Regions from separate parts of the Homo sapiens genome. Here region 1 is linked to region 2. A link is a contact called in ENCODE Hi-C or POLR2A ChIA-PET data. All regions are on one chromosome and are shown on one strand. Each heading gives the region's core, a stretch centred on a gene start or an enhancer-like site at or near the end of the contact. The rest is flanking DNA. Distances are from core to core; before and after follow the strand shown.

Region 1 (4,278 bases), core at 339-2,838, 190 kb after region 2:
ACCTGAATTATAGGAAGAAATTGAAACCCCATGCAACAAGGAAGAATGTGATTTTCTGGTAATTTGAATTAAAAGCTGCTCACACATCAGCAAGCCAACAAGTTTGCTGAAGACCGAATTCTGTATGCTGAGTGTAGCTGATGGAGGCAGACCATAGCCTGCCTGGCATCAGTGGAGTTCTGTGACTTCATTTGCTTAGATTCAGTATGATGTTGGCCGGATTAAGCAGAAGATGAAAGAATTGGCCAGCCTTCATGACAAGCATTTAAACAGACCCACCCTGGATGACAGCAGCGAAGAGGAACATGCCATTGAGATAACTACCCAAGAGATCACTCAGGTGAGGAGTGCAAGTGAGTCCTGGGGAAACCAGCGAGCCTTCTCATGGCAATCTCAGAAACTAGAGTGTTACTCAGAATCAGTCTCCTGGAGTCATTTCCCAACCTGAAGTTCTCAGAGGGACCTCAAGAGGCCCTGAAGTCCTCCAGCTGTCAGCGTAGGTACCTGTGAGGCCTTGGAGGTATGGGGACTGTTTTTCAATTGTTGGCAGATAACTGCTGTGGACGGATTAAGTAAATATGAAATTTCAAACATTATCGAGTTCAATCATTTGATTTTAAAATGTATAACTAATATCGTATACTAGTGTTAAGAAATTTCAATGCTAAATTATAGTCCTCATAATTGAAAAAACAACTTAGTATCCTAGAAAAAATTTTTTATAAATATTAAATTTGATTAATTTTAAAATAATAGGACTAGTGTTGAAACCTCAGTGTTTACATTTTTTACTGAAGTCTCCTGGGTGCTAATTATCAGAGGAGTGTGGTGCTTTGAGAAAAGCCCTGGGGGGTTGGAATGTTGGAACCCTGGCTCTTAGCAGTTTAACAGTTACACGATTCTCATTTAATCCCTCTGACTCTAGTGTTCTCATCTGTAAAATGGGACTAATAATCATAGTACCATCCTCATAGGATGCTTGTTAGGGATTAAATGAGAGGAATGCAATAATAATATGATATATGATAATACAGGTTGAACATTCCTAATCTGAAATCCAAAATGCTCCAAAATTTGAAACTTTCTTTTGAGTGCCAATATGACACTCAAAGGAATGCTCATTGGAGCATTTTGGATTTCGAATTTTCAGATTGGGGTACTCAACTAGTAGGTATTCTGCAAATATTCCAAAATCTCCCGAAATTTGAAATCCTAAACATTGCCAATCCCAAGCATTTCGGATGAGGGATACTCAGCCTGTCTAACGTGATGATATGTGAGCAGCTGGGCACACAGCAGGCCCTACATAGCAGGAGCTGAAATCTAGTGAAATCTTTCTGTGTATATAAATGAAGCCACAGATTCCTTTTATCTGTTCACCTTTCTCTAAACCAGACTGAGTGAACAGAGCCTCTCACTTCTCACTCTGGCTTGTGATGTGGCAGTGTTAGCAGAGGGGCTTCTCTCCCAGGCTTGCCCTGAGCCTCGGGCTTGTTCTCTTAGCTCTTCCACAGGTGCCAGCGTGCCGTGCAGGCCCTGCCGAGCCGGGCCCGGGCCTGCTCCGAGCAGGAGGGGCGGCTGCTTGGGAACGTGGTGGCCTCGCTGGCGCAGGCCCTGCAGGAACTCTCCACCAGCTTCCGGCACGCACAGTCAGGCTACCTCAAACGTGAGTGCTGCCCGGGCCTAGTGAAGGGATTTTGAGTAAGAAAAGCACTTTATGTTTTCTTTTTTGCCACTATTTTTTCATTTAGTCCAGTACCTTTCATTGTTAGCTTTTGAACATGCTCATACCTTGTACAGTAAAGGGAAGCCTCCTCCCCATGTGAAACCCTGGCTTGGAATGAAGGCACAGCGTGGGGTACCGACCAAGGCTGGGGGAGGGCACCAAGATAGTTCAGCATCTCAGCAAACAAAATTTGTTTTGTGTCAAGCTGCAAGAATTTGAAAATCAACCAAGCACATTTTAAAAACCTGTTGTTTTCTGGATGTTGGGGTTTGGGAGAGCTGCTCTTCAATAGGTAAAAAGCAGTTGTTATTACTGAAAGCCACATATTTGCATAACAACCAAAGTGTTTGAGAGCACCTGAGAAAACCTCCCCAGGGTCCTTGAAACACTTCCTCTGCTGGCACCACAGGTTTCACCCAGCAGACCTTTTCTTCCCAAATAGTGCAAAGCCAGATTTCAGCTCTCTTCTCATTCTAATCACCCTGTAAACTGGGTTTTTTAAAATTGCCCTTGCAATCAATAAAGTCCCCACATACTCCAAAAAACCTAGTTCTCCCTCCCTCTGACAACTGGCATATTTGTATTTTAATTTTATTATTTCCAAAATTTGATTAGGGCCATATGGAATTCATACTAGAGATGCTTCTAGAGAGAAATACTGATTTTTTAAAATGTTTTGTAACAGCAGTTAGATTAAATATTTCTGCTTCACTTAGAGATTCTCAGATGGTTGTGTCATTTTTATCTTGGCATCAAGTGAATTGTGCACATTTACACTGTGACTTTTGTCTTGAGTAATCCCAAATGCCTGCATATTGTTGTATGTTTGTAATCCTTTACTCTCCCTCCACCCCCATTGGAGATAGGCTTCTTTAAAGCGGCTAAGAATATCTCAATTTTGACTGTTGGAGTTTACTCTAGAATTCCCCCTTTTAATGGTAGAACAATACTCAGGATGGTTTACATATTCAAGTAAAATGAATTCCTATCTGTGATAGGCATGAAGAATCGAGAGGAAAGATCCCAGCATTTTTTCGACACATCAGTACCACTAATGGATGATGGAGACGATAACACTCTTTACCATCGGGTACGTGAACGGGCTGCAAAGCTGATTGCTGTGTCTGTGCACCCCATTCTGCATCTTTCACCTCCTAGACCTCGATCTTCTGTGCAGTGTCAGTGGATTGATACAGTTGACTTGTATATTCATCAGGTTGTTTTGCAGCAGGTGGAAGAACAGCCGTACTGTTTCTTCCTTTCCAAAGGCCACAGGGAGACCTTGTAATCTGCTTTCCAGAGCCTTTGGGAAAGTGGTCAACACCCTGCCTTCTTAGGAAGAGCCCAGAGAAACAGAGGGCTATCCCGGGGGTTTTGTTTATCTGCCCTTGTGGAGTTGGCAGACGTGGGCTTCTGTCTTCCCTGCTATGGCCTCAGAGCTTTAGATCCTGCTGGTTTAGGGAATTTGAATCTTTCCTGTTAGGGAAAAATGAGTGCTTACTGTGCTTTGTAGAAATATTTTCAGAATTCATTTTCTTTAAATTATTTTCATTGTCTTTAAATTATATCTAAACAAGTATACCATAGCTTTCCTGAGAGGGAAAACAATCTATCCAACACATTGTGCACTGTCTTGCTAGGGTTTTACAGAGGACCAGTTAGTTCTGGTGGAGCAGAACACACTGATGGTGGAAGAGCGGGAACGAGAGATTCGCCAGATTGTACAGTCCATTTCTGACCTGAATGAAATATTCAGGGACTTAGGGGCGATGATTGTAGAACAGGTACGTGAGCTGGCCTTCCTCGTGAATAGGTTTTCCTGCCATACTATCTGTACCTTCTTTTTCCTGTACTCCTTTCAGGGAAAAAAATTGGAGCCAATTTTCCCAACATGTGTGTGCACCTGTCCTTTATGTGTGTGTGGGTGTGTGTGTGTGTGTGTGTGTGTGTGTGTGTGTGTATATTAATATTAATCAAATATTAAATTTGATTAATTTTAAAATAATAGGACTAGTGTTGAAACCTCAGTGTTTACATTTTTTACTGAAGTCTCCTGGGTGCTAATTATCAGAGGAGTGTGGTGCTTTGAGAAAAGCCCTGGGGGGTTGGAATGTTGGAACCCTGGCTCTTAGCAGTTTAACAGTTACATGATTCTCATTTAATCCCTCTGACTCTAGTGTTCTCATCTGTAAAATGGGACTAATAATCATAGTACCATCCTCATAGGATGCTTGTTAGGGATTAAATGAGAGGAATGCAATAATAATATGATATATGATAATACAGGTTGAACATTCCTAATCTGAAATCCAAAATGCTCCAAAATTTGAAACTTTTTTTTGAGTGCCAATATGACACTCAAAGGATATATATACATAGCAATCCTAATCAGAAAATATGAAGTTCAAAATGCTCCAGAATTCAAAACTTTTTGAGTGTTAACATGATGCCACAGGTGGAAAATCCCTACACAAGACCTCATGTGACAGGTTGCAGTCAAAACTTTGTTTTATGCACAAAACTAGTAAAAATATTGTGGCCGGGCACGGTGG
Region 2 (4,796 bases), core at 206-2,705:
AATATGAAGACACACTTTGCATTCTAAGAAGCCCACCTCCAACCTCTGGTGTGAATGGCTGGTCCTCAGATACCTCACATGTCTCTCATTTGGCTATAATGGAATCTCCTCATCCACCTAATCCGAGAATCTTCGTGTTCAGGGCTGGCAGGCAAGTTGGGGAATGGGTTGGACTTTGCTACCTTGGGAAACACAGAAATTATATGCTCTAAACAAAGCACCCTCCACCCGCCGCAGCCTTCAGCATCCCAGCCCTGTGGAATGTGCCCTCCTCTGCTCAGTGCACTCAGAGAGTTGAAGGCTGCCCGAGAAAGTCAGTCAAGGGGTACCTGGCAGAGCAGGTCTGAGGATGTGAGAAGCAGAAGGGCCTTTGGATTAAGAAGCTGCGGGTTGACAGGTGATCAAAGGGACAGGGTTTGGTTAGCTACTGGCCCCCCAGTTCTCCATGAAAAGTCTCAGGTCAGTCTGGACCACGGGATGGAGGACAAAGGTGGGCCTTGCTTGGTACCACCTGGAGAAGGTGACTGCTTCATGTTTGTGTGACATGTGCTTAAGCCACAATGGAAAACGCTGCGTATGAGGAAGCGGCTGGCCACTGAGGATAACTCCCCGAGGCCTCTGCTTAGCCACTCCTGCTGAGGGAAAGGAAGTGCACAGTTCACAGAATGGGAAAGGAATGGGGGCCTGGGGAGACGAGTTCTGGCCCACCAAGCCTGGCTCATAAGCTAGGTTTTTCTGTTTGTTTGTTTAGGAATGTTCCAGAACGAAAACTGTGCACATGAAAACTCTCCCTTGGCCTCATGATAATGCTAATTATTCTTGCTCTGGCTGGAGCTCCCACCCAGTTGGAAACTGGAACATCCCAGCCACAGGCCAGCTGCTTCCAAAGAGCCAAGGAAGCAGGGTGACAGATGGAAGCGTTTCCCTTTTCACCCAGATGTTCCGGTGTTTTGGAGACAAGGCCTCGTTAACTTGACTTTAGCACCTGCGTTCCCAGCTTGCACGTTGGTCTGTAGACATTATTTATACCAAACTTGGCCAATGCTGTCCACTGATGCCAACATCCCACCTGGTGCTTGGAGGAGCCGGTGAGGGGATGATGACAGCTTGTAGCATCACTGCGTAGAAGGGGTTCTGAATGTGCCCAGATCTCACTGAATGTCCTGTTGCCTGCCCTAAGCGGTGTAGTTAGGAGTCAGTGTTTTCCAAACAGAATGTGTATCTGGGAGTCTCCCGTTGGACTGAACTTTTATTAGCTCTCTTGGCAGAAGGCTGAAGCTTTTATTGTTCTATAGAACAGGACTTCGGCAAGATAATCACAAGGTTTTGACACATTCAATAAGAACGAAGGTGTTCGTATACATCATGGCGAAGACCCCTCAGAACCCAGAAAGGGTGCCTGAGAGGGACTCCTGGGATGCCCCCTTGAGCGGCTGAACTCTTCATGGCCTTGGCAACTGGTTCTCCACCAGATCTTCCCCAGAGGGGCCAAGAATCTTGTCGGGCCGCAGAAATATTTAGGTTTTGAGGAGAGAGGGATGGAGGATGGTGGTTTCCATTGAGTACCCTTGGATCTGAGACCTGCCCAAAGATGTCGGGGGTGACTGGGAGGAACCCCAGCGTCGGGGGAGGCACACCACTCACCGAGCTGTTCTTGGGAGCTTCCACAAGGGGGCCCTCTTGAGCTTTGGTTGGGGCGATTGGGAGCCAGTGGCGAACCCTCACCCCGCCGGCTCCAGCTTCGGCCTCCAGCTGAGGGTCACCCAGCCTCCCTCGTTCCACCCAGTCCTTGCGGAAGAAGGAGCCCACCAAGGCCAGCTCTGGTGCCCAAACTTTCTTCCACGTGGGAGATCTTCCTTTCCACTCGCGCAGAGAACGTATTTAGAGACTGAAGGCAAAGGGTGAAGGGTCACCAAGCCTCGCCTCTTTCAGAGAAGTTTGCAACAACACAACAAAAGCTCCAGTTGGAACCACATAAAAGGGCATGTGGGAAGCTTCATAAACAATGAAACAAGACATCTCGGCTCCATGGGCCTCTCCCCAAAGACACATATACGGGGGCCTTTGGGTCAGCTGCGACGGGAAGCACTGAGATTTTAAATGCAAGAAAATTATTACAATTTAACAAATCAATTTTTCTTACATTGTATTGAGATTAAGTTCGTGGTCTCTTTCATACATTCAAAATAAGATATTTCCCTAGAGTGCAATTTTGTGGGAAAACCTACATCATGTTTCGGAAAACCCATTTTGCTAGGAGTTACCAGATTTTAAGATAGATGGTAATATTTAATTATTGCACTATTTTACCGTGTAGAAAATTAATGTGCTTTCGGAGTTTCAGGAGAAAGACCGGCTATAAGTCTGAACCCTATTTTTAAATTACCATATAAATAGAATCCCAAAGACGCAAATATTGGCTTAAGTGTTGCAGACAAGGTACAGGAAAATGTGTTGGCTTCCTAAATGTTAAATAAACAGGCTTGTAATTCTCACCTTCCCTCATGACCCTGGCCCAGCTGGGTTCTTACCCTCGGAAGAGCGCACGTAGCTCAGGAAGGGGACAAAGCGGTGCTAATTGGATGACCACAGCGGGTGAGTCATCAGAGTATCATGGTTACCACCACGATAACAAGATGCACGTTTTTGGTAAAGCTCTGGAGTCTTCGAAGCCCACATTCATGGATCTGCTCGACCCTTATCACAAACCTTCCAGATAGGGGTGATGACTGCCTCCATCTTACAGACCCCAAAACGGAGGCTCAGAAGGGAAAGCCTGACAGTATCTTGCTTCTGTCACACAACCCACAGGTGGAGAGGCCCAAATTCAAAACCGGGTCCGGTAACTGTAAACCCCTAGCCTCCTTCCATCTGCACTTACAGCCCCTGATCTTGGCTCGACATTTATTGAGCACCTACTGTGTGCTTGGCCATGGGGTTGCAGAGCAGAGAGGCATCTACAAGGGCTCAGGGTCTGACATTCCAAGCCAATTATTCTGCCCAGTACTGGTCCAGTTTACCAAAGGGAACTGAAAGAGAAGAGGGGCCTCCAGAGGGGCCCCACTGCCTATGTGTGCCTTGAGGTCTTGCAGGACAAGAAGCTGCTTGACAGATGGAGAGAGCTGTAATGGGCACTCCAGGCAGGAGCTGTAAAGGTAGCAGGGAGGTGTGAACTAGCAGAGAGAGATGGAGGAGGATGTAATTAGTCCATGTGTGATGGTGGCGCCGTGGGGAGGGTTGTCATGGGGAGAGCTAGAGAAGCACAGAGCGGCTGGTGCGGAGGGAGGCCTTGCTGCTGCTTCTTGGGGCTGGAATGTTCTCCAGGAGGTGGGCAGGGAGCTTGCAGGGGGTGAGATCAGGTGTATGCTTTGAAAAGCAGTGTTTTCTACGCTGGCTGTGCCTCCTGGGTGGCACTGCCCACCATTCCAGGGGTCCATGGTGGACATTTTACACTGGATTAATTTCATGTCTATTTTGACTCAATTCAATAACTGACACGTCAATCCTGGGTTGCTGTTAGGATGAGGCTAAGGCACAGAGGGATAGATTATTTTAAAAAATAAGTTAAGTGAGAATGAGCTAGTTGATGTGGAGAGAAATGTTGACTCAGTTACAGAACAGTAATAATCAGATGTGGCCAAATGGCCGGAATGGCACCTGGTGACAGGTGGTTGGAGGCCCAGGCTCTACGGCCCCCGCTGGCTTGTGTTAAGGATGATGTCGTGCACATTTGAGGGCTGGGGAAGGAGGGACTTGAGAGGGCCTGTGGGTACCAATTCAATTCATGAGCGAGGAGGTGAGGCTGGGGCCAAAGATGGGGAGGCCACCTTGTAAGGTGAAGTGGGGTGCAGCTCCTCAGCCTGGAACATGGATGATAATGGGCTGGAGAAGCCGGCCTCTGGAGAGGCAGAGTCCCCAGGGAAGTGGCTCTAGGGAGAAGGCTGAGGCAGAGGCCAGGGGAGGGGGCACAGTCAGAATGGGGAGCAAGTTGTTTGATAAGTAGGGTTGCAGATAAAATGCAGGATGCCCAGTTAAATCTGATTTCCATACACACAACAAAAAACATTTTAGCATCTGTGTGTCCCTAATATTGCATGGATGAGTGTGGCAATTTGGGTATGGACAGAGAAGAGGGTCAAAACCAGGGAGATGTGTGAGATAGATTGTGCTTAATGGTTTAATTATTATTTTTATGTAAGTTCTTTTATGCCATACATAGGGCAAAAAAAGAATAAATCAGAAAATGAGAAAAGCACAAAGATGATTTAAAAGCGCGTCCACAGTCACCTAACCCAGAATGAACTGCCATTAACCTGCTGGTATACATTACCCTCCAGCTTCTAGAGTCTGGGGATGCCAAAAGGCACAGCACAGGGACTCTGGTCCCCTCTGAACTTCCATCTCTACAACAATGCCTGGCCCACGGTAGGCGGGCAATACATTTTTGGTGAATGAATAAATAAATCTTTCTAGGCTTTTTTTTTCTTATACATATATAACTGCATTTATCCAATTATCATTTTTATAAAATGGGGTCATCCTATACCTATTATTTGAAATCTATTGTTTTAACTTAATAATAGATTTAGCGATCTTTGTGGAAGGTTGATTTTGTTTTTTAAGACTGTGGGGACTAACACACATTCACACATTCACAGTCTGCCGCGGAGGAACTAGAGATGATGCAGGGGCAGAAGCAGGAGATGTAATAACTCAGGGAGGCCGGTGCCCTAATCAAGAAGAGTCCAATAAAAACAGGCTAAACTCTTCAAACAAAAGAAATATGTGGCTTGCAG

Evidence for each region. Hi-C counts contacts between places; a loop is a spot of excess contacts on that map. ChIA-PET counts read pairs that join two places held with the same protein, here RNA polymerase II (POLR2A). Pooled maps may share reads with other maps.
Region 1: a pooled map shows a loop between it and region 2 (3-fold over the local background). The contact joins two enhancer-like sites. A Hi-C loop is called at or near these places in 13 of 168 maps with a recorded cell type or tissue (A673, HCT116, IMR-90 and 10 more), 2 of 37 single-sample maps with no recorded cell type and 20 of 50 pooled maps. POLR2A ChIA-PET finds 5 or more read pairs at or near these places in 14 of 52 experiments (A549, CD4-positive, alpha-beta memory T cell, Caco-2 and 9 more).

Annotation. Positions count from the first base shown.
Region 1 is chr20:58,667,788-58,672,065 of GRCh38, forward strand. STX16 (syntaxin 16) reads left to right here. Exons shown (of 9, transcript NM_001001433.3): 4 at 200-340; 5 at 1,504-1,666; 6 at 2,725-2,816; 7 at 3,367-3,510. STX16-NPEPL1 (STX16-NPEPL1 readthrough (NMD candidate)) reads left to right here. Exons shown (of 23, transcript NR_037945.1): 4 at 200-340; 5 at 1,504-1,666; 6 at 2,725-2,816; 7 at 3,367-3,510. Among named protein-coding and RNA genes, the nearest start is that of STX16, 19 kb to the left of the region's middle. RefSeq lists enhancers at 1,544-2,199, 2,200-2,857, 2,858-3,513 and a silencer at 2,028-2,167. Within about 2 kb of position 1,589, at least 2 of the 41 ENCODE cell types and tissues checked have a DNase peak (open chromatin) inside an H3K27ac peak, as active enhancers do.
Region 2 is chr20:58,480,001-58,484,796 of GRCh38, forward strand. The region is part of intron 1 of APCDD1L (APC down-regulated 1 like); the gene reads right to left. Among named protein-coding and RNA genes, the nearest start is that of APCDD1L-DT, 33 kb to the right of the region's middle. Within about 2 kb of position 1,456, at least 3 of the 41 ENCODE cell types and tissues checked have a DNase peak (open chromatin) inside an H3K27ac peak, as active enhancers do.